5 separate regions of the Homo sapiens genome follow, and all the other regions are linked to region 5. Evidence: chromatin contacts called from ENCODE Hi-C or POLR2A ChIA-PET data. All regions are on one chromosome and are shown on one strand. Each heading gives the region's core, a stretch centred on a gene start or an enhancer-like site at or near the end of the contact. The rest is flanking DNA. Distances are from core to core; before and after follow the strand shown. Region 1 holds the start of ST3GAL2 (ST3 beta-galactoside alpha-2,3-sialyltransferase 2). Region 2 overlaps CDH1 (cadherin 1). Region 3 overlaps ST3GAL2 (ST3 beta-galactoside alpha-2,3-sialyltransferase 2). Region 4 holds the start of COG4 (component of oligomeric golgi complex 4). Region 5 holds the start of NFAT5 (nuclear factor of activated T cells 5).

Region 1 (3,093 bases), core at 591-3,090, 870 kb before region 5:
AGACGGAGTCTTGCTCTGCCGGCCAGGCTGGAGTGCAGTGGCGCGACGTTGGCTCACTGAAACCTCCATCCCCCCGGATTCAAGTGATTCTCCTGCCTCAGCCTCCTGAGTAGCTGGGATTACAGGCGCCTGCCACCATGCCCGGCTAATTTTTATATTTTTAGTAGAGACGGAGTTTCACCATCTTGGCCAGGCTGGTCTTGAACTCCTGACCTCATGATCCACCTGCCTCAGCCTCCCAAAGTGCTGGGATTACAGGTGTGAGCCACCACGCCTGGCCCTTTTTTGTTTAAGACAGAGTCTCACTCTGTTGCCCAGGCTGGAGTGCAATGGCATGATCTCAGCTCACTGTAACCTCCAACTCCCAGATTCAAGCAATTCTCGTGCCTCAGCCTCCCAAGTAGCTGGGATTACAGGCACGCACTACCACACCCAGCTAATTTTTGCATTTTTGGTAGAGACAGGGTTTTGCCATGTTGGTCAGGCTGGTCTTAACTCCTGGCCTCATGTGATCCACCTGCCTCAGCCTCCCAAAGTGCTGGGGTCGTGATGACATCACTGCACTCCAGCCTGGGCGACAGTGAGACCTTGAGCAAAAACAAAGAGCGTTCCTGTGCTAAAGGGGACTAGACTGGGACCCTGCCTTTCCGGGTTTGGCTCTTCAGGGCCATTATTAATTATCCCACACAAGGGCCATCCTTGAAAGAGGATACCGGTGTGTTAGCAGCAAACACCAACAGCAGAGGTTATCAGGTTATCAAGGTAGTAACCGGCAGCATGAGCAACACCTGGAGACGGGGTAGCAATGCCAATTCTGGGGCCTGCCCTAGAGCTAAAAGAACCAGAAGCTGAGGGTGGGGGCAGCAATCTGCGTTTAAACAAGCTGGCCAAGAGGATCCCATACACACCAAAAATTCAGAACCACTTCAGCCTCACTTCAGCCTGTTGGAGGGCGAAACTGCAGTCTACCTGGAGTTTCATAAAGGTTTTGAAATAGGTGCGGAAGTTAGGGAAAGGATGGGCTAATAAAAGACATGGCAAATATTTAAAATGCATTCACTTTACCCTCAACAGCAGGAAGCTACGGGCATCTAAGAGAGAGCCTGCAAGGGGGAGATGCCCCGGTGGATGAGGAACCAATAGACACTCTGCCCCCTTTTCCTCTTTTCCTAGGTGGGGAACACAAAGTCCAGCGAGGCCAAACCCCCGCTCGCACCGCTGATGGGGTCTCTCTCCCCTCAGGCCAGGGCGCAGCGGCCCCACCGCAGCTCGGGCTTTCAGAGCCCGGGCGTGAAGCCAAGCTGGCCTCAGGTCGCGGCTCTTTGAGAGCGCGAGTGGGAACAGTGCCCTCCGGCCGGGCTCGTCAGCAGCTGGCCACAGCAGCATCTGAGAGGCGTCCTCGGCTAGTGTGCACCTCCCTAGGAACCCACGTATCCAACCCGGCTCGGGGCCGTCTGCTCCAGCCGCTGGAGCCCGGCCTTCTGAGAATGAAGACTTCCCATCCCCCTCCGTCTCCCCTCCTGCACGGCGGACCCCCTGAGCCCTAGCGAAACTACAAAGCCCACAATCCCTGGGATGCGCGCGCTGTCTTCTGGGAGATGTAGTCCTGGATGCGGGGCGCCCCTAGCGACCCAGCGCCCGCTGGACTCCATATCCCAGCATGCCGGCGCGCGTGCGGGGGGCGGAGGGAGGGAGAGACGGGGAGGATGTGAATGGGGTGGGGGCAGTCGCCCCTGTCCCCCACCCTTCCCTTCAAGCCGGGCAGGGGTGGGGGGAGGGGCCGGGCTGAGGCGGCGGCGGCGGCGGCGCTCGGGGAGGGTTGGGCCAGGCAAGGGCGGGACTAGCCCACGGCGGGCGGACGAGAGAGCTGCGAGCTAACGGGTCCGGACGACGGCGGCGGCGGCGGCGGCGGCGGCGACGGCTTTCTGCGCGGGCGGCGGCGGCGGCCGGAGCGGCGAGCATGGCCCGCGCGGCGCCGGGCGCTGACTGAGGTGCGCGGGTGGGATGAGGGCGGGCGGGATGCAGAGCGCCCCGGGCCCCCGGCTGCCCAGACCTCCCCTGCGCGGGCAGCTGGCGCGGCCCAGCGGCCCAGACCGGCCCGTTCCAGCCCGGCAACTTCCCCCGGGTCGGGGCGCCGGGCTCCCTCGTGTGGGCGGGGGTCCGCGCGCGTTGGCCTCATTCCGGATCCCCGCCTTCTGCTTTGCACGTCCAGCCGCTCCCAGCCTCCCAGGGCTCCCGCTCCGCTCCTTTGCCGGCAGCCCCCAACCCCAACCCCAGCCCCAGCCCCAGCCCTCGGAAGAGCTCTCTGCCCTGGTCCCGACTTCCAGTCCACTCCCTAGTTCGTACCGCTAACCCTGGGTCTCCCGGCCTCTGCTCCACCTGGGAGACCCCGGCCCCACTCTTGGCCAGAGCCTGTCTGCCCCATCAGCTCCTCTTTCCTCTCTCCCCTGTGATCTTTCCCCTACCTGGCACTGCCCCCTAACCATCCTCAGTGGCCCAGTTCTCACGGCTCGACCTTCCTACTTTGGGGAAACTGAGGCACGGCTGAAGCCAGAAACTTGGCCAAAGCGCCAGTCCCGTGGAGGCTGGTCTGAACCTCGTCTCTCCTCTCTCCTGTTCCTTCTCTGCCTTGGAATGGAAGTCATTTCTTACCCCCAGTCATTCCCCTGTGACTGGACCAAACTTCCCACCCCCTGCTACAGCTCTGGGCTGAGCTCACTTGAGTCTCCCCTTAGCTTCCTGCCGCTCCTGTTGGCCTTCCCTCCTTCGCATAACCCACTCCGGGTTCCCTCTGCCTGTAGAGGAGTCAGCACCAATTGCTTGCTTGCTCAAGTTAGCCTTTCGATTTATCTTTTGCCAACTGCATCCATCTCCCGTCTCCCATCTTCCCTCTTGCTTTACAGCTGCGTAAAGGAGCGGAGGATTGAGTCAAAGGTGGTGTTGGAGAAAGGGGCTAGAGAGGTGCTGGGGGCAGGCAGGGACCTGGGGCCTCTTTTCAGTCAAAGCCTCCGGGGGAGTACAGGGCACTCTGGGACCTCTGGCCAGTAACACACTCCCGCCTCGTCTTTGGGACGGATGTTTGGAAGCTGGTTG
Region 2 (3,183 bases), core at 382-2,881, 810 kb after region 5:
AGCCTCGAAACTCCCAGGCTCAAGTGATCCTCCTGCCTCAACCTCCCAAGTAGCTAGGACTACAGATGTGTACCACGGAGCCCAGCCAATAAAAACTAAATGAAGAGTGGTTGCTACGTACCAGGCACTGGAAGCACTTCGCACATGCTAACTCATTGAATCCTCATTGCAATCCTTTGTGGTAGGGGCTATGTTTATCCCCTTTGTACAGGTGAGGGGACTGAGGCACAGAAAGATTAAGAAACTGGCCCTAGGGAATTCCCATTTGGGTCTCTCTCTCTCTCTCTCTCTCAAAAAAAAAAAAAAAAAAAAAAAAAAAGAAATAAAAAGAAGCCTACCCTAGGCAAAATGGGGTGGGGTTGGGATAGAGGGGAGGGACACAAAAAAATTTGAAAAAAAAGAAAGAAACTTGCAGGCCAGTGCAGCAACTCACATCCGTAATCCCAGCACTTTGGGAGGCTGAGGCGGGCAGATGGCTTGAGCTCAGGAGTTCAAAACCAGCCTGGGCAACATGGCAAAACCTCGTCTCTACAAAAAATACAAAAAAAAAAAAAAAAAAGATTAGCCTGGAGTGGTGGCATGCACCTGTAGTCCCAGCTACTTGGGAGGCTGAGGTGGGAGGATGGGGATGACTTGAGCCCAGGAGGCAGAGGTTGCAGTGAGCCAAAATTGTACCACTCCACTCCAGCCTGGGTGACAGAAAAAGGCCCTGTCTCAAAAAAAAGAAAGAAAGAAAGGAAGGAAGGAAGGAAGGAAGGAGAGAGAGAGAAAGAAAAAGAGAGAGAGAAAGAAAGAAAGAGAAAGAAACTTGCCCAAAATCACAGGAAAAGTAAGGGTCCAGTTGGGATTGGAATCCAGGCAATCCTGCTGCATTCCACCCTCCCAGTTCATCTTCTCTAAGAGAAGCTCATAGGCTAAAAGAGAAATAAATGCTGAAGAGTCAAATCTCTGTCAAAACCAGAAATGAAACCTCACATCTGGCAAGTAAAATGTGGTTTCCTAGGTTCAACAGCTTCCCAGGTATTTAAACACTCCCATGGTGGAAGTGAGAGGATTAGCAGAAAGAAGAATGAAAAATCATAACCAAATTACAAAGCCCAAAGAAAAATAAGTACAACTTACAGGAAGTTTCAAAATCAAAAACTCAGCTGGTTGCCATGGCTCACACCTGTAATCCCAGCACTTTGGGAGGCCAAGGTGGGCGGATCACTTGAGGTCAGGACCAGCCTGGCCAACATGGTGAAACCCTGTCTCTACTAAAAATACAAAAATTAGCCGGGCATGGTGGCGCTGGCCTATAATCCCAGCTACTCGGGAGGCTGAGGAAGGAGAATAGCTTGAACCTGGGAGGTGGAGGTTGCAGTGAGCTGAGACTCCAACACTGCGCTCCAGCCTGGGTGACAGAGCAAGACTCTGTCTCAAAACAAAACAAAACAAAAATCAGAGACTCAAAATACAGCTCTGAAACATCCAAAAACCTCAAGGAGTAGAAGAGGGCTTTGTTTTGTTTTGTTTTTTGTTTTTGAGAGAGCGTCTCGCTCTGTCACCCAAGCTGGAGTGCAGTGGTGCAAAACGCAGCTCACTGCAGCCTTAACCTCCTGGACTCAAGGGATCTACCTGCCTCAGCCTCCCATGAAGCTGGGATCACAGGCACACGCCACCATGCCTGGGTAATTGTTTTTGTATGTAGAGACAGGGTTTCCCTTTGTTGCCCAATCTGGTCTCCAACTTCTGGGCTCAAGCAATCCTCCCACTTTGGCCTCCCGAAGTGCTGGATTACAGGCATGAGCTACCGCACCCGGCCTCTTTTTAAATGCAGACTTGAGACAAGAAGGCAAAAGTTACAAGAAATACAACCACAAATTCTATTTTCTCCAGAAAATTTAGTCATGATTACAAGCCTGGGAGTTAGGTGGTAATGAAACCAGCCACATGAACGTCACCAAGCAGCTGTTATTTCTCCAAAACCTTTTAGCACGAAGCTAACAGAGACGAGATCTAGGGCTAGTATCTCCTGGGACTTATGAGTAAGAGCCGGCACCTAGAGTACCTGTCACTATAGAGGGTGATGTCACCGCTGATTCAACCTGATATTGAAAAACCTTACCAGGAGAGGCCTCTCAATGTCGGTGACTCAGGGCCCCACCCCACCTGTTCATAAAGTAAGTGCCCAGGTGTTTGCCTCACTGCTTATTCAAGGGATGATGTTTTCCAATAGGAAAGCCACAACTCTCCCCACCAACAAGTTGGTCATCTTGTTCCCTTTTTCAAACACTCCCACATAGTTGTGGTGAAGAATTTGTTGGGGAGGAAGCCTCGTACTGAAGGTGAGATTCCAAAGTAAGTACCAGGTCCTAGGAACACTCGTATACATGCACAAAAAAAAAAAAAAAATATGCCCTAAATGATGCCTGTTTAGAAAATATCATCCCTCTGCAGGAAGAATCTTTAGAAAACTCGGCTAGGCACAGTGGCTCATTCATGCCTGTAATCCCAGCACTTTGGGAGGCCGAGGAGGGCTTATCACCTAAGGTCAGGAGTTGGAGACCAGCCTGGCCAACATGGTGAAACCCCGTCTCTACGAAAAATACAAAAAGTAGCCAGGTGTGGTGGCACATGCCTGTAATCCCAGCTACACCGGAGGCTGAGGTGGGAGAATCGCTTGAACCCGGGAGGCAGAGGTTGCAATGAGCCGAGATCAGGCCACTGCACTCTAGCCTGGGCAACAAGAGCAAGACTCTGTCTCAAAAAAAAAAAAAAAAAAAATTTAGAAAACTCTGCTGGAGCAATATTCCTCTTGGGCAACATGCTGAGGGGTGGGGAGTGGCTTGGAATGAGCATTATTTCCTGGTTTGAATCTGATACCCTTTAAAGGAGATGTTCCTAAAGTGGCAGGTCAAAAGAGAAAGATAAATAAATAAAAAATGAAGGAGATGTGAAAATGAGCCCTCAGGATTCCTTCTCTAGAAAATGCCTGGCCTGGCCGGGCATGGTGGCTCAGACCTGTAATCCTAGCACTTTGGGAGGCCAAGGCGGGGGTATTGCTTAAGCTCAGGAGTTCGAGACTAGCCTGGGCAACGTAACAAGACCCTCTCTATTTATTTTAACAAAAAATTTAAAAATTAAAAGAAAAATGCCTGACTAGAGAACAGTCTTTTTCAATGACATGAATATAGACTTGAA
Region 3 (3,063 bases), core at 353-2,852, 810 kb before region 5:
GGCAACTGAGCCGGGCCTCGCCGCGACCCTTCCGGCCCATCTATCGGGCACCGGGGCTCCGGCCCGGGACCCAGGACCAGCAACCCGCGACCAATCATGCTGCAGCCCAGGGGCGTCTGCTGTGCCCCGCCAATCACGAGACTGGGGGACCGGCCGGGCCTGGCACCAATCTGCGCTGCGGTCGGGCGGAGCTTCTGTTTCTCCCAGCCAATCATGTGACTCAAGGAAAACTTCCGGCGCTGTGTCCAGTCTCCTCCAATCAATGGCCTTCGGGGGCGGGCCAGCGGCCGCTCAATCCCCACTCCCTCATGCTTTGGGTTAGGGTTTTCTTTCACGCTTTCTGAGGAGGAGAGCATGGCGCGGGCCTCGGCGAAGCACTTCCGTCAGCCTCGGGCGGAGGATCGTCTTAGTAGCTGGCCAGACCTGGAGGAGAGCGGGCGGTCTTTGCGGGCCTCAGGAGATAGGTGGCCGCCCGGCCCCTTTCCCCGCCTGCCCGGATAGGTGCGTGCAGACCCACCAAAGAAAAGCGGTCGCTGCGGGACCCCCAGTCCCACCTCGGCCGCGCTGTGGGATGGCTGCGCCCCCAGGGCTTCCTGCGTCTCCAGGAAGCCGGGAGTGGCGCCCTCTGCGGGGTGGGGTGCTCCCGGGCCGAACTCCGGACAGGTGGAGGGGACAGGGCAGAGCTCGAGGAAGCCCTGTCCCCTTCAGTGCAAGGTGCTGTCACTCACGTGTGCCCTCGACCCTCCCGTTCACCCGCAGCCTTCTCAGCGCCTCTCCCTGGGCCGGAGGCCTCCTCACCAGCCTACCTGTTGCTCTGGAAAAAAATCCCGTCCCCCGACTCCGTCCCTACCCCCAGTCTTCGGCCGGCTCTGGCCCCTGGGGAGGGGGCTGCACGGCGGAAGGAGGCTGGCTATGGGCCCGGCTGCCCGCTGCATGTACCTCCTCCTCCACCCATCGCCTCTTGCCTGGGGGTAACTTTGCCTGGGGCTCATTCTTTGGTTAAGCTGAAGCTGCCGTGGGTGGCCAAACCGCAGATTCTTTGCAAATTCTGAGCTGGCAGAGCTCGCAGCCGGGAGCCGGCCGGGGAAGAGGAGACTTGCGCGCCGCAAGCCGCCTGCCTCCACCCTGCTCTCCATCTCCCGCTCTAGAAGGGCTGGGAAGCTCGCGGCCGGGGTTCCACCTGGAAGCTGCTTGCATGGCTGAACCCAGCTTAGGTCCCTGACGGGGCTGCTGGTGGAATTCTCCCCCTTCGAAGCTGGGGAGGTTTAGGAGGGGGAAGGCTTCTGTGAAGCTCTCAAACCACTAATAGAGCCCCCTCCCCAACAGTGACGGCGCAGATGCTCCCCCTTTTCTTAGTTGACACCACCAGGCAGCTTCCTGGCCGTTGGTAGGTTCCTGCAGCTGGCTGAGGGAACAGGGACCGGCAGGGGACTTTGTTAGGGGAGGGTTGGGATGGGCAGTGGGCCCCTGAAAGTTAATATATTGGAACCTAGCTCGAGTGTCGTTCTTTCCAATTCCGAAAGTAGAAAGAGTAAAAATAGGGGTGATTGGGGTGGGGTTAGTAGAATGCCTCTCTCAGGGCGCTCCCCCCTCCCCCACCGTTTTAGAGAGCTAGGCCTCAGCCAGTCTTGCCACTCCCATCTCAGTGCTTCCTGAAGAGGCTGTTTTGAGTGTTGATGAAAAGCAATGCAATTATGCCAAACAGTATTGAGCAGAATAATTTATTTCTTTTTTTTCTTTTGCTTTAAATCATGAATCCCGCCAGGTACGGTGGCTCACACCTGTCATCCCAGCACTTTGGGAGGCCAAGGCGGGCGGATTACTTAATACTTAAGGTCAGGAGTTCGAGACCAGCCTGGCCAATATGGTGAAACCTCGTCTCTACCAAAAAAAAAAAAAAATACAAAAATTAGCCAGGCGCAGTGGTGCGCACCTGTAATCCCAGCTACTTGGAAGGCTGAGGCAGGAGAATCCCTTGAACCGAGGAGGCGAAGGTTGCAGTGAGCCGAGATTGTGCCACTGCACTCCAGCCTGGGCGACAGAGCAAGACCCTGTCTCAAAAAAATTAAATCATGAATCCCCATCCTGGAAGAGGTAGGTCCCAGCATCCAGCCAGATTTTCTGCAATAGTAATTTAAACACACTTTTTTATTTCCTTCCCTTTCTGAATTAAAAGGAACAAAAAACTGTCTAGTCCTTCATTGTTCTGAAATGGGCATGATGGAAGAAGGCGGGTCTGGTAGGATAGCTGTGACTGATAATGGCTGAGAACGTTGGGGGATATGGGAGGGGCGAGATGACTCCCAGATACCCTCCCCCACCTATACAGGAGGCACCTCATTCCTGGACTCTGCGCTCCAAGACACTGAAATCTGAGCGGGTACAAGCATTTTGGTTAAAAATCAGCTCGTTGTCGCCTCTTGAGTTTCCTCCAGGAGAGGAGTTCATTGGAGAGGATTCCTGGTAGCAGCTCCTCGCAGTGGCTGTCCTGTAACCACTTTGGCCTCTGTCAACATGATGTCTCCAGGTATCCATCAGGCTCCGATACATTTGGGTGGCCACAGGCTGGGCTGTCCCCACCTCTCAGGGAAGTGCATCTAAGTCAGGTTTTCCCCTCTGGCACAGCCCTGCCTCCACAGCCCAATTTCCACCATGCCACAGGCAACCCGCATTTTTATTTATTTAATTTATTTATTTATTGAGACAGAGTCTTGTTCTGTTACCCAGGCTGGAGTGCAATGGCCCGATGTCGGCTCATCCCAACCTCCACCTCCTGGGTTCAAGCGATTCTTCTGCCTCAGGAGAGTAGGGAGTAGCTGGGATTACAGGCATGCACCACCACTCCCGGATAATTTTATATTTTTAGTAGAGACGGGTTTTCTCCATGTTGGTCAGGCTAGTCTTGAACTCCAGACCTCAGGTGATCTGCCCGCCTCGGCCTCCCAAAGTGCTGGGATTACAGGCGTGAGCCAGTGTGCCTGGCCGATTTTTTTTTTTTGAGACTGATTCTCACTCTCGCCCAGGCTGGAGTGCAGTGGTGGGATCTCGGCTCATTGCAAGCTC
Region 4 (3,082 bases), core at 434-2,933, 960 kb before region 5:
GGCCAACACAGTGAAAACCCCTCTACTAAAAATGCAAAAACTAGCCGGGCGCGGTGGCACACGCCTTTAATCTCAGCTACTCGGGAAGCTGAGGCGTGAGAATAGCTAGAACCAAGGAGGAGGAGGCTGCAGTAAGCCGAGATCAAGCCGCTGCGCTCCAGCCTGGGCGACAGCGAGACTTCGTCTCAAAAACAAAACAAACAAACAAAAAATACATACCAGATAAATTTGGTAAGCTTTAAAACTTCCCCCACGTCTGGGCCGGGCGCGGTGTCTCACACCTGTAATCCCAACACTTTGGGAGGCCAAGGCGGGTGGATCAAGGTCAGGAGATCGAGACCATCCTGGCTAACACAGTGAAACCCCGTCTCTACTAAAAATACAAAAAATTAGCTGGGCGCGGTGGCGGGCGCCTGTAGTTCCAGCTACTCGTGAGGCTGAGGCAGGAGAATGGCGTGAACCCGGAAAGCGGAGCTTGCAGTGAGCAGAGATCGCGCCACTGCACTCCAGCCTGGGCGACAAAGCGAGACACCGTCTCAAAAAAAGAAAAATTAGCCGGGCGTGGTGGCACGCGCCCGTAATCCCAGCTAGTCTACTCGGGAGGCTGAGGTAAGAGAATCGCTGGAACCCGGGAGGCAGAGATGGCAGTGAGCCGAGATCGCGCCACTGCTCTCCAGTCTGGGCGACAGACTGTGACTCCGTCACAAAAACAAAACAAAACAAAACAAAAAAAACTTCCCCCACGTCTGTTTACCATTATTACAAAAAGCTTGTATGATTGCTCACTGCATCTTCTCCATCCTCCAAGGAAACATCATCGCATTTAAACTCTGTCCTCCATTACGCAAACGAGAAAATAGAGGTTCAGAGGAGGAGACAAGTTGCCCAACTACCAAAATACAAATTCAAACCGGAGTCTTGGCTCTAAAGACTGTTTCCGTTATTTACGCTTTTAACACGCTCCATCTTTCTATCTTCCCCTCGGTGTACCATTTACTCTACCCAGAGGGAGACATCCATGCCTCCCGCTGCTTGTCACACCTCCCCCGTCTCAGAGTCCCCAGAAGTTAAAAGCAATCTCCACGAGCCCTATTTTGAGATAGAATATGTTCCCACACTGTGGATGGAAGCGAGAGATAACTGCAGGAAGCCGTTTTGGCGCCTCAACCATCCCTCGGTACCTCCTCCTGGTCCCCAGCCTCTCGGGCCTAGACTGCCCGTGACCCCCGCCAAAGTCTCGGGTCCCCCTTCCATATGGCCGGTCTCCGCCTCCCCGGGCCCGGGGAAGTCTCCAGGCTGTTTTTTTACCCTGCAGCGAGAAGGATGGTGTGGATATCCAACGGATGCTACCTCCCTTCAAAACTTAAGCCACCACCAACTCCAACATACTGGCGTCCGCCATTAGACCTCAAGACAGGGACATTCTGGTGGCGCGCGGCGGAAAAAGGCACCCAATCCGCGCCTGAAGAATATATATAATTTTTAAAAAATGCTTCCGTCTTGCTTCCACACGGCATTACAAATTATTTAAACATGCTTTATTGCTTTGCTTTTTCCAGGAGAATAGAAAATTAATACGTTTTTAGAAGTAGACTTTAAAAAAAAAAAACCATTAGAGTTCATTGGGCACTTCTGTGGGCAGCCCCAAATAGGCGCCAACGAAGAGGGGGCCTCGCGGGACCGGAAGTGCCGAATGGGGACCAAGATGGCGGACCTTGATTCGCCTCCGAAGCTGTCAGGGGTGCAGCAGCCGTCTGAGGGGGTGGGAGGTGGCCGCTGCTCCGAAATCTCCGCTGAGCTCATTCGCTCCCTGACAGAGCTGCAGGAGCTGGAGGCTGTATACGAACGGCTCTGCGGCGAGGAGGTGCGGGGTCGAGCCTCTTCTTTTTCATGGAGGATCTAGGGAGAGTGGGAGCCTTCAGTCGGGAAATCCGGGCTGTGGGAAACTCTCCTTGCTGGGGGATACAAAAAAGCGGGAAAACAAAGAAGCGGAAGCTAGTCGGGTATATGAGTAGTCCTGTCAACTCTTTTCACGCTGTCGGACGCGCCGAGCTTGTCTTCCCTGATACCTGGGCGATCTGCAGCCTCTCCTCCCTAGACCCCCGTTGATTTCCCTGATCCATGATCACCAGTTTCTCCACGGGAGTAAAGTTAGTCTGAGAGTATTTGCCAAATTGCTTGGTTCTCAAAATAATAAGCGCCCTTTTGCATTGGCTTAATTTACAAATTATGAAACGCTCTCATCCTGTTATTTAAGAGGGAAGCCTTTGCAGATTAACTTCTTGAAGCGTTTTAAGACTTCCTCTTGTGGGGAGTGATTTGGGGGTGTGATTTTAGCGTTTTGGTCAAATGCACATCTTTGTAGAGGTTTAGCTTTTAAGACTCAGACACAATTCTCTAATCTTGGACAAGTCACTTCATCTCTGGTACCCTTGATATTTTATCAAATGAGGGGTGTGGACTATTCTCCAATTCCTTTCAGTTCATAACGTTCTATTTCCTGCCTCCTTTAATTTTCAGTGGCAACTCGATGCTGTCAATTCACTTTCGAATGTCAGTTGGGTTCCTTGCTAGTCAAAAGAGATCTAAGCTCTAAGCTTGTCAGCTGTTTCCCAGACCAAACTTCTAGCAAAGTTGAGCACAAAAGGCAGTTTCAGCCTGAGGGAGAGGTGATCGTTGATATCTTTGAGTATTTTCAAGTATAAACTTGCACTAACTCTAGCAGTTTCTGATACGTTTTTCAGCAAGATGTGTGTGGTGTTTTTTGTTTTGTTTTGTTATTTTTAGAAACAGGGCCGCTCTCTGTTGCGCAGGCTGGAGTGCTGTTGTGCTGCAATCAGAATGGATGAAACCAGAGGCGCACACCACCGTGCCTGGCTAGTTTAGTGTGTGGGGCTTTTTTTGTCTGGCCTCAGCAAGATGTGTTTTAAAATTTAGTATCTTGCGGGGCGCGGTGGCTCACGCCTGCCATCCCAGCACTTTGGGAGGCCAAGACGGGAGGATCACCTGAGTCAGGAGTTCGAGACCAGCATGACCAAAATGGTGAAAACCATCACTACTAAAAATACAAAACTAGCCGGGT
Region 5 (3,085 bases), core at 136-2,635:
GTTCTGACACATTCTTGTGGTGTCCAGTAAAGGAATTTCACCTGAGTAGGGATCAGCTCCAGTGCTAATATTTCAGATGCTGGGAATCCCCTGCAGGCCTTAGCCAAAAGAGTTCTTAAATGAAAAGTCTCTGCCTGAGCTCCCTCCCTGCAACCAGCCCTTGAACGGAAAAGCAGAGAAAATTCTCAAAGGACAGCGTCTGTGCCTGGGCTGGTCCTCCTGGGAGAGGAGAGGAATAAAACCAATCCAGAGAGGGCACCCCCATCTTTGTAAAGGAGAAGGGAGAAGTAATTAGAATGCCACGGAGGTGGGAAGAGAAAAAAAAAGAAAAGAAAATTCGGGCCCTTTCCATCGGGCCCTTTCCAGCAAGAAGATGACGAGGAAAGGAAGAACGCCTGGTCGAGGGGGGCTGTCCCAACATGGGGAGGGAGTGGACTAGGCCGGAGGGAGAGGGGGTGGAACGACGGCGCAAAAACAAGCTGGAAAGGGAGGAAAATGGTGACCCTGCACTCAGAACCGGCTCCAGGCCACGCCGCCCGCTTGGGGGCAACTTTGCTGGGGAGGAGGGTCCCGGTAAGAGAAGACGCGGCGCCCCGATCGCGGTGGCCCCAGCGCGGGGCCCAGTCTGGGGCCATCCCCGAGCCCGGGAGGCCGGGGCCGGCGGCTCGCGGAGCCTGGCGGGGCCGGACGGGCTGAGAGCGGCTAGAAGCGACCGGTGCCGCAGAGCCCCGGGGGCCGACGGAATCTGGGCCCCGAGCGGCCGGCGGCTCCGCGGGGGAGGGGCCGCCACTGCTCCGCCCGCCCCCTCCACCGTCACCCCGATCCCTTCGGCCTCTGCCCGCTCCGGCCAAAGAAGCCATGGGGGTCGCGGCTCAGCCGCCCCCGGCGGGACGGGGACCCCTCGCCTCCCCTGGCCCTGTCTCCCTGTCTCCCTGTCTCCCCGCCCCCACGCCCCACCCCCCACAGCCTGACTCACCTCGCGAGTAGAGGGACTTGGGCGATTCCAGGTCTAGGTCCGCGCTGAGCAATGAGATGAAGTCCGAGGGCATCGCAGCTCGACCCAGCCCGGCCCGAGGGCAGCGGGAGGGGGGGAGCGGCGGTGGCGGCGGCACCTCCTCTCCGGGACCGCGGGCACCGAACCGGGGGCGGCGACGCGAGGGCGGCTGCCGCTGCCTCCTCCTCGAGGGTAGTGACTTCCACTGGGCCGAGGACCGAGGAAACGATGGCGAGGTGGAGGGGGAACTCCACGGGGACTGATTCTCGGTGACCAGGAGAGGGGTTCAGGACGGGGAAGGGGAAGGGGGAGAGCCAAAGGGTCCGTTTCGTGTTTCTCCTCAGCGAAAACTGACGGTCGCCGCCACCGCCGCCGCCGCTGACAGGAATCTGAGCCCCGCCCCCGTGGGGCACAGCGCAGGCGCGGAGGGGGGTGCCCGGGAGCGCGGAAGAGCCGTGGCGGCCCCCGGAGGGCGGGGAGGCGCGCCAGGGAACAGCAGCAACATGGGCCTCGCTTCCTGCCGGCGCGGCCCGGGCTGCTGCTGTTCCTGAGCCGGGAAAGGGCCCCGCTGCCAGGGTGGGAGGGGGGGAGGCTGGGAGGTGGCCGCGCGCTGGGGCCCCGGGGAGGGAAAAGGTATTTGCAACGACCTGGTGGCGGCGAGCCTGAGGCGGCCGGCCCCGAGCAGAGCTGAGCGCAGGAGACAGAGCCGAGAGAAGCGAGAGGTCTGCGCGAGCCGGGGACGGACCCCAGAGGCCGGCGGCGGACGGGCCTGGCTGGCCCGGGGTCTCGCAGGGGACCGGAGTGTCATCGCCCGGACAGCCGCCAACCCTTTGGGGTTTGCATAGCAGTGTGTACAAAGGGACTGTCAAACCCATTTCTTAATTAGGAAATGGCAAACCGTATCCCAAAAACCTCGAGTTATTGATTTTTAATTAAAGTACTTTCTCCCCTAACACTCCCCTCCTACCTTTGGAGGCTGAAATTTTTTTTAAAAAAAACGATCTCTCTGATTGTGCTGGGGCATCCGGGTTATTCGGAGTGGGACATAGAAGACAATTAAAAAATTGGATCATGTGAATCCACCTGGCTGTTCTAGAGGAAAAACAGGTAAAAAGCAAACCTCAACGCTACTCTTCCAAACAGTTTTTCTTTTTTCTGTTTCTTTTTTTTTCCTTTTGGACTAGGCAAAGATGGAGGAAGAACGCATTTAACTGAGTTTTTGCTCTTGCTTTTCTGTTCGTGGAGCCAAAAGTTTCCGTTGCAAAAATTTAAAATCCTCACCCACACCGCAGAGCGTTTTCTGATTCTAATAGACTTCTGAGAAATTTTTAATCAAGTTATTGAAATATTACCTGGAGTGCAGGGTGTGCATCTTGGGAAGTAATTTTAATCTTGTGTGGAATATTGATGCCAGTAGCCACGTGGGCATGGTTTTTAAGCTATTCGAATGGTTTCGTTTTTTATCTACAAGGATAGTTACAACTCATGAAAATCAGTCTGTTGTAATATGTGTATGTGTATATATATGCACACATATATATACATACATATATACACACATATATACATATATATATAATTATAGAGACTTTTTCCCATGAAATTGAGCAGTTCTCGGGACTTGGAGTGCTAGGGTTGGGGTAAGAAGCTCTCAGCAAAGGAGGGCCCAGTACAGATGTCGCTGAGGCAAGGCCCTTTACAAAGTTTTACCTGTAGACCTAGAATTTAAACGTGTGTCATCAGAGCTCACCTATCTTTCATCTCAACATTTGATTCAGGTTGCCCAGTTGTCTTCACTGAATTGTGTGTAGTAATCAATCCTGTGAACATTTTTCTTTTGTCGGAGGTTCAGAAAGCTTTTCAGAGCCACCCCAAGATGGCAAAGCAGAACAAGAAACTGCCCTCAAATTGCCATCTCTGCTGTATGGTGTCGTGACAAGTCCCAAGGGAAGTCCCTTCATAACTGATAAGAGCCCCACTCATTTGAGAGAGAAAGATTGAAACCTCACATTGCCCAACAGGCCAAGGCCTACTGAAATCCTATAGCTTCTGAATTGGAGTAAACACACCTCTTGGAGACCCCCCATACGC

Evidence for each region. Hi-C counts contacts between places; a loop is a spot of excess contacts on that map. ChIA-PET counts read pairs that join two places held with the same protein, here RNA polymerase II (POLR2A). Pooled maps may share reads with other maps.
Region 1: a loop to region 5 is called in a map of GM12878, with 4 times the contacts of the local background. The contact joins the promoter of ST3GAL2 here to the promoter of NFAT5 in region 5. A Hi-C loop is called at or near these places in 1 of 168 maps with a recorded cell type or tissue (GM12878), 2 of 37 single-sample maps with no recorded cell type and 8 of 50 pooled maps. POLR2A ChIA-PET finds 5 or more read pairs at or near these places in 1 of 52 experiments (activated CD4-positive, alpha-beta T cell).
Region 2: a pooled map shows a loop between it and region 5 (16-fold over the local background). The contact joins the enhancer-like site here to the promoter of NFAT5 in region 5. A Hi-C loop is called at or near these places in 2 of 37 single-sample maps with no recorded cell type and 7 of 50 pooled maps. POLR2A ChIA-PET finds 5 or more read pairs at or near these places in 1 of 52 experiments (activated CD4-positive, alpha-beta T cell).
Region 3: a loop to region 5 is called in a map of CD8-positive, alpha-beta T cell, with 15 times the contacts of the local background. The contact joins the enhancer-like site here to the promoter of NFAT5 in region 5. A Hi-C loop is called at or near these places in 1 of 168 maps with a recorded cell type or tissue (CD8-positive, alpha-beta T cell), 1 of 37 single-sample maps with no recorded cell type and 4 of 50 pooled maps.
Region 4: a loop to region 5 is called in a map of OCI-LY7, with 6 times the contacts of the local background. The contact joins the promoter of COG4 here to the promoter of NFAT5 in region 5. A Hi-C loop is called at or near these places in 1 of 168 maps with a recorded cell type or tissue (OCI-LY7) and 7 of 50 pooled maps. POLR2A ChIA-PET finds 5 or more read pairs at or near these places in 2 of 52 experiments (GM12878 and activated B cell).

The regions. Positions count from the first base shown.
Region 1 is chr16:70,437,847-70,440,939 of GRCh38, reverse strand. ST3GAL2 (ST3 beta-galactoside alpha-2,3-sialyltransferase 2) reads left to right here and starts at 1,840. Exons shown (of 7, transcript NM_006927.4): 1 at 1,840-1,991. RefSeq lists silencers at 1,689-1,868, 1,969-2,168.
Region 2 is chr16:68,755,344-68,758,526 of GRCh38, reverse strand. The region is part of intron 2 of CDH1 (cadherin 1); the gene reads right to left. Among named protein-coding and RNA genes, the nearest start is that of CDH1, 20 kb to the right of the region's middle. RefSeq lists enhancers at 1,033-1,082, 1,127-1,271, 1,763-1,862, 1,856-2,000 and cis regulatory regions at 1,199, 1,928. Within about 2 kb of position 1,631, at least 16 of the 41 ENCODE cell types and tissues checked have a DNase peak (open chromatin) inside an H3K27ac peak, as active enhancers do.
Region 3 is chr16:70,378,635-70,381,697 of GRCh38, reverse strand. ST3GAL2 (ST3 beta-galactoside alpha-2,3-sialyltransferase 2) reads left to right here. Exons shown (of 7, transcript NM_006927.4): 7 at 1-3,063. The coding sequence ends at 9. Among named protein-coding and RNA genes, the nearest start is that of DDX19A, 33 kb to the right of the region's middle. RefSeq lists enhancers at 177-236, 267-436. Within about 2 kb of position 1,602, at least 39 of the 41 ENCODE cell types and tissues checked have a DNase peak (open chromatin) inside an H3K27ac peak, as active enhancers do; they include CD8-positive, alpha-beta T cell, where a contact is called at or near this core.
Region 4 is chr16:70,522,155-70,525,236 of GRCh38, reverse strand. It overlaps COG4 (component of oligomeric golgi complex 4), which reads left to right and starts at 1,683. Exons shown (of 19, transcript NM_015386.3): 1 at 1,683-1,864. The coding sequence starts at 1,694. SF3B3 (splicing factor 3b subunit 3) reads right to left here and starts at 1,421. Exons shown (of 26, transcript NM_012426.5): 1 at 1,309-1,421. RefSeq lists enhancers at 140-877, 1,911-2,050.
Region 5 is chr16:69,564,266-69,567,350 of GRCh38, reverse strand. NFAT5 (nuclear factor of activated T cells 5) reads right to left here and starts at 1,385. Exons shown (of 15, transcript NM_138713.4): 1 at 977-1,385. The coding sequence starts at 1,049. It overlaps MIR1538 (microRNA 1538), which reads left to right and starts at 1,483; the gene lies at 1,483-1,543. RefSeq lists silencers at 590-899, 920-1,189, 1,484-1,660, 1,380-1,759 and enhancers at 2,879-3,018, 2,421-3,085.